Linked DNA regions of Mus musculus: region 2 is linked to region 1. Evidence: chromatin loops called from intact Hi-C (ENCODE). Cell type or tissue: heart. All regions are shown on one strand.

The links. A loop is a pair of places that touch in the nucleus more often than their neighbours do. Peaks named below come from ENCODE experiments on the same cell type or tissue, not always from the same donor. Only the 100,000 strongest peaks of a DNase experiment are listed, where the experiment ranks them.
Region 2: it touches region 1 in a loop (4-fold over the local background); 20 of 42 quality-filtered maps call a loop at or near these places.

What each region holds. Positions count from the first base shown.
Region 1 is chr14:8,078,740-8,081,239 of GRCm38, reverse strand. Htd2 (hydroxyacyl-thioester dehydratase type 2) reads right to left here and starts at 927. Exons shown (of 6, transcript NM_001348727.1): 1 at 728-927. It overlaps Rpp14 (ribonuclease P 14 subunit), which reads right to left and starts at 927. Exons shown (of 6, transcript NM_025938.4): 1 at 728-927. In heart, a CTCF peak has its summit at 988 (motif pointing left); DNase peaks (open chromatin) are centred at 279 and 909; H3K4me3 peaks cover 1,126 bases; H3K27ac peaks cover 1,040 bases.
Region 2 is chr14:8,341,909-8,344,408 of GRCm38, reverse strand. No RefSeq gene overlaps it. Among named protein-coding and RNA genes, the nearest start is that of 2610318M16Rik, 24 kb to the left of the region's middle. In heart, a CTCF peak has its summit at 1,402; a DNase peak (open chromatin) is centred at 1,488.

The DNA of each region.
Region 1 (2,500 bases):
TTAAATCCCTGAAGGAATCCCGACCTTTGTCTAAATGCCGGATTTTTAAGGAAAGGATTAATTAATTTGTTTGTTTGTTTAGCGTTTATTCCTCTGTGTAACGGAGTCCTGAAACTCACAGATCACCTGCCACTGCCTCCTAGGCGCTGGAATTAAAGGCGTGTTGAAACAATTTCTTAAGACCTAACACTCTGGGCTTCCTCCTCCTCTTGGCCTCGGCATCGCCTCTGGGTAGCCACGTGTCTCACACTCTCCAGCCTCTCTGATCTTACTCAATGTGTCCCACTGCCCATCCTATCTATTATGGTACCATACCCTCCTTGCCTAGTTCTTGCAAGTTCTCCCCTTCTGCTTCAGTGTCTGCACTCCGAAACAGAGATCTGCTTCATACCCTAGTGCTTCTCACGAACTCACGAACCGGTGTCTTGAACATTTGGGGGACACAAGACATAACTAAAGCAATTGTTTAAAAAGCCGATCCCCTACTGCCGAAGAGTAAGATTGTTCCCAACCTTGCTCCATTAACAATCGCTACTGACTTTGCGCCCACATCAAGGGCAGTGAGCCCAGCAAACGGCCGGATCAGCCCTCCCGGTCACCGCCTGTATCCGGGACCTAAGCCGCGCTGTACAGAGCCCGGCGGTGGCTCTCAGACTGACACTACAGCAGCGAAGAACCTGAGGTCCGCCACACTTCCACCTCGTGCTCCCGCGTCGCGCATGCGCACCTGCCCCGCGAGGCTAAACCGCCTCGGCCCAGGACGGAGAGGATCACTGGAATAACCGCGTTCCTGACTCTTGCACGCCGCTAGAATTCGGCATGGGTCGGAGTTCCCACGCAGCAGCCCAAGTTCGGACCTGGAAAACTGGTGATATTTACATTCGCACCGCCCCACAGACGCATAACAGGACGTGGCGTCACCGCGCCGCGTCGGTCACTGAACTAGTGCGTAACCCTCAGCGGGGGCTGAGGACGAACAGGTTCTGCGCCCTCTAGCGTCCACCCTCGGAACTGTCGTCAGACACTCTTCATGGTCATTTATTTCTACATTTATGCTCAACAGGTTATATCAAACAACCCCTCTCCTTTCTTGCTTTCTCTTTCTTTTTCTTTTTTGCAATGCCAGGGATCAAAACCACAACCTTGTCTATACTAAGCAAGTCCTCTACCACCAAGCTAAATCTGAGCCTTGCCATCTCAGGAACATCCGTGTCACGCACTAAAGACAAGATCGTCTGTCAGTTTCCCAATGTGGCTCCTAACATACACTAGAGATTCTGTTTTGATGTGGAAAAATCCAGCTGCTCCTATTTCCAGATGTAAGTAATTCCACTTCTGTATCTAATCACCAAGTCAGAATCCGTTATGCATTAGCGACTATTCTGAGTGCTGGCAACTCCGGAGAATAGGATATGGTCCTTGTATTCATGTGACATACCGTGTATATTTAACAGTTATAATAGCAACTAATATTTACGTTTGGGCCAGGCATTGTGCAGAAGATTTCACGTAAGTGATCTAATGGAACCCTCAAGCAACCTTAAGGCAGCTATTATTGCAATAGTCCCTGTTTTACATAAGGGAACTGAAGGCCAGAGAGAGACTAAATTGTCTGCCTTTGATGGTTGCCAGTGTTAATACAGATTATCTGCTTTGGCCAGTATGATATTTGTATATGCTAGGCCCAGGGAGTGGCACTGTTGGAGTAGGTGTGTCACTGTGGGCGTGGGCTTTAAGACCTTCATCCTAGCTGCCTGGAAGCCAGTCTTCTGCTAGAAGCCTTCAGATGAAGATGTAGAACTATCACCTCAGCCTGGAGGCTGCCATGCTCCCACCTTGATGATAATGAACTGAACCTCTGAACCTGTAAGCCAGCCCCAATTAAATGTCCTTTATAAGAGTTGCCTTGGTCATGGTATCTGTTCACAGCAGTAAAACCCTAACTAAAGCAGCCAGTGTTGTCCAGACTAGTTCAGGAGCACCATCTTAACCCAACTGCCTTCTGAGGTAGTCTCTGGGTATGGGAACTTGGTGATGGCTCATCACCATATTGCAGTCCTTGGCACCAGTGGTCACACAGCTTGAGTTTACTAAAAAGATGAGCGTTGATTTGGCCTGAGTGGGACACAGTAGTGATGGTAACAGTATGCCTTGCACAGCCAAGCCTGTGCCCAGGTAAGTTGGGGCCTTTCCTGTAATTGGGGAAAAAAAACCTGATATTTTTGTCCCCTAAGCTTTCATTCCTGCCTTGGCCATGCTCTGAAGTCGTGGCCTCTGTTTCCTCTCCTTCCTGCCCAGAGGAAACAAGGCTTGTTGGGGAATAAGGGGGAAAAGCTAACACAGACCCCAGAGAGGGGCATTTTCTTTCTCAAAACTAGTTTGTATTTTGGTAATTATAGCAGAATTTTAGCAGAACTATTGTATCTGACATGAATCGGAAGTTATGGTACCTAAGCTTTGAAGAAATCTTTTGTCAGTGATTATTATCTGAGATTTTATG
Region 2 (2,500 bases), 260 kb before region 1:
TCCCTGCCTCTGCATCCCAGCACTGGTTTATAGGTAGATGTTACATGCCCAGTGTTTTACACGGGTGCAGAGGATCCAGCTTGGGTTTTCATTCTTGTATAGAAAGCACTTTCCCTACTGAACCTGCCCCAGCCCCTGTCGGGACCTCTTTCACAGAGTGAGGCAGAACCCACTCCATACTTAGACTGTTTCAGTAACTCCACCACCATTGGGCACCTGAGCTACTGCAATGGGACCAACACTGTCCTAAAGCTAGGGAGAAACTAATACACAAGACATGACAACTTCATTCCAGACTGGAGAGGTGCGCAAAGCCCACAGAAATATTTCAGTTGCTAAGTGCTATGAGGAAATATTGACCAGGGAGCCCAGGAGGTGACTTTGCATGGAAGCCCAAAGAAGGCTTCTCTCAGGAGGTGATGCCTGACAGTCGGGGGTCCAAAGGAAAGAATCAGGCAAGAACCAAAAGATAAGTGGGGGTGGGTGGGCATAGAGGCAGAGTGAGAACAGCAAACGCAAGTTCCTGTGGTATAGGACGGGCACTGTAGACCAGAGTCTTGAGGGGTTGCAGGAGGGATGAGAGTAGCAAACAAGGTTCTCGAAGCAAACATGGCGTGGTCAATCTTCCCGGTAAACTTGGAGGTGGAGGTGTTTTATATAGTTGGCCCTCTACCACCAAATGCCAAATCTTCATAAAACCTGTTCCATGTAGGCTCTGTCTCTAGGAAATGGGTGGCAGCAGGATTTCCCCTGGTCCAATCTTGGAAAGCCACTGAGTTAAGGTGTTAGACACCCGGGACTCTCCAGTGGGCACAGAATTCAGCATCGTTATTATCAGCACGATGGCAGCAATGCCCTGCTATGAAGAAGCTTTATCCAAATCGATACCTCCTTCTTCCTCAGCCTTACAGGATGGGGCCATTGTAGCCCCTCCAGCCCATCATAACGTTTATGATCTTATTTTTCTTTGGTTTAGAGAAAGAGCCGCATGTAGCCCAGGCTGGCCTTGAACTCACTATGTAACTCAGCATGACCTGATTTTTCTGCCTCTACTTCCTGAGTGCTCAGGTGGCAAGCACACAGCAGCATACCACTTTCAGTCAGTGCTGGCGACTGAACCCAGGTCTCTGTGCACCCCAAACTGAGCTTCAGTCACAGCCCAAAGGATAAGCTGATAAGTGGCATGGAAGTGGCATGATTCAGCCGACATTTTAGTAAAACGGAGGCTTCGGTTTACATGGGGTCACCCGACTACTGAACTGGTGGATGAATGGGACGAGTGTTGAGTGTCAGGAAAAGTTAAATGGTGTCCCCAAGGCTACAGAGCTGTGAAGGGAAGAGCTAGCATTTAATCCCAATGTGACTCCTGCCTTAATCTCTACCCCAGGCTGGTGTTAGAGAGGAGCCTAGTGGTTAGAAAAGGAAAGTGGCTGCTAGGGACACTTTGAGAACTTGGCCTCTGGCCTGGAATCCAGCCTCCAGACATTTTCCTGGCCTGAGCCCAGCCGGTTGCCCTCCAGCCGTCTCATGGCACCATCCTAGTGAATGATAGTCTGCTTTCAAGAGTTTCCGCTCTAGAAGAGCCCAACCCAATTGTCTTCAGAGATGTCCTATTAATAAGGCTGTCTGGCTTGACACTGGCACCCCCCCATAGGCCCACCCTGCCCCCCCCCCCCCCCGGAAGCTCAACTGCTGGCTCTCTGCTAAGCAGTGTGTGGCCAAGCCAGCCAGAGTTCAACTGCCTCTCCCCAGCCGTGTGACCACCCCATCTCTGCCCTGCTCCATCTTCCAGGTTGCCTTGGTTTTCCTTCCAGAGAGAGGCAGGAAGCTGGGAGATTAGGACCCTTGGGGACACCCCAGAGGGCCTTAAGGTGCCCAGGAATGTGCAGCTCCACAGCCTGACTGAAGTGCTTCTGGCTTTGGAGCAACACTGAAAACCACCTTTGTGCATACAAGAATGAGCTGCAAAACAGATCAGCGTGAACAGGGAGAGCCTGGACATATCCCTGAAGCCCACCCAAGCCTGGTACATACTTCACGCCATGGAAACAATCCAGGCATTGGTGGGGACCCCCGTGTGTCATACTGGAGTTCTGCATGTGGCTAGGGGATTGGATTCTCCAGAGATAGAGCCTAACCACACCCAGGAACCTCAGCCACTCACGCCCTCAAAGCCGTCTCCAACTCACAGCCAGGATTGGCTCTGGAGAGTTGGTTGGTGTTCAAGGCAAAGCCTTTATCTGATTTCTCCATTTCTGCAGTGAGAGATAACCTAGGTTCTCTGGCTGCTAAGGGCGTGTCCAGCACAGGCGGATGGAAACAAAACAAAACAAAACAAACAAACAAGCATGATGACAGTTTCAGACTGACCAACCTGCTGCAGATACAGGGATGTGGACACATCAGTTCAGTTTTCCATTCATCTCCTTGTGTGTAGGAGTTACCATCTAAGAGACCATCTGTGGGAACTGGGCTGGGTGACGTGTTTAGAATAGTCCTT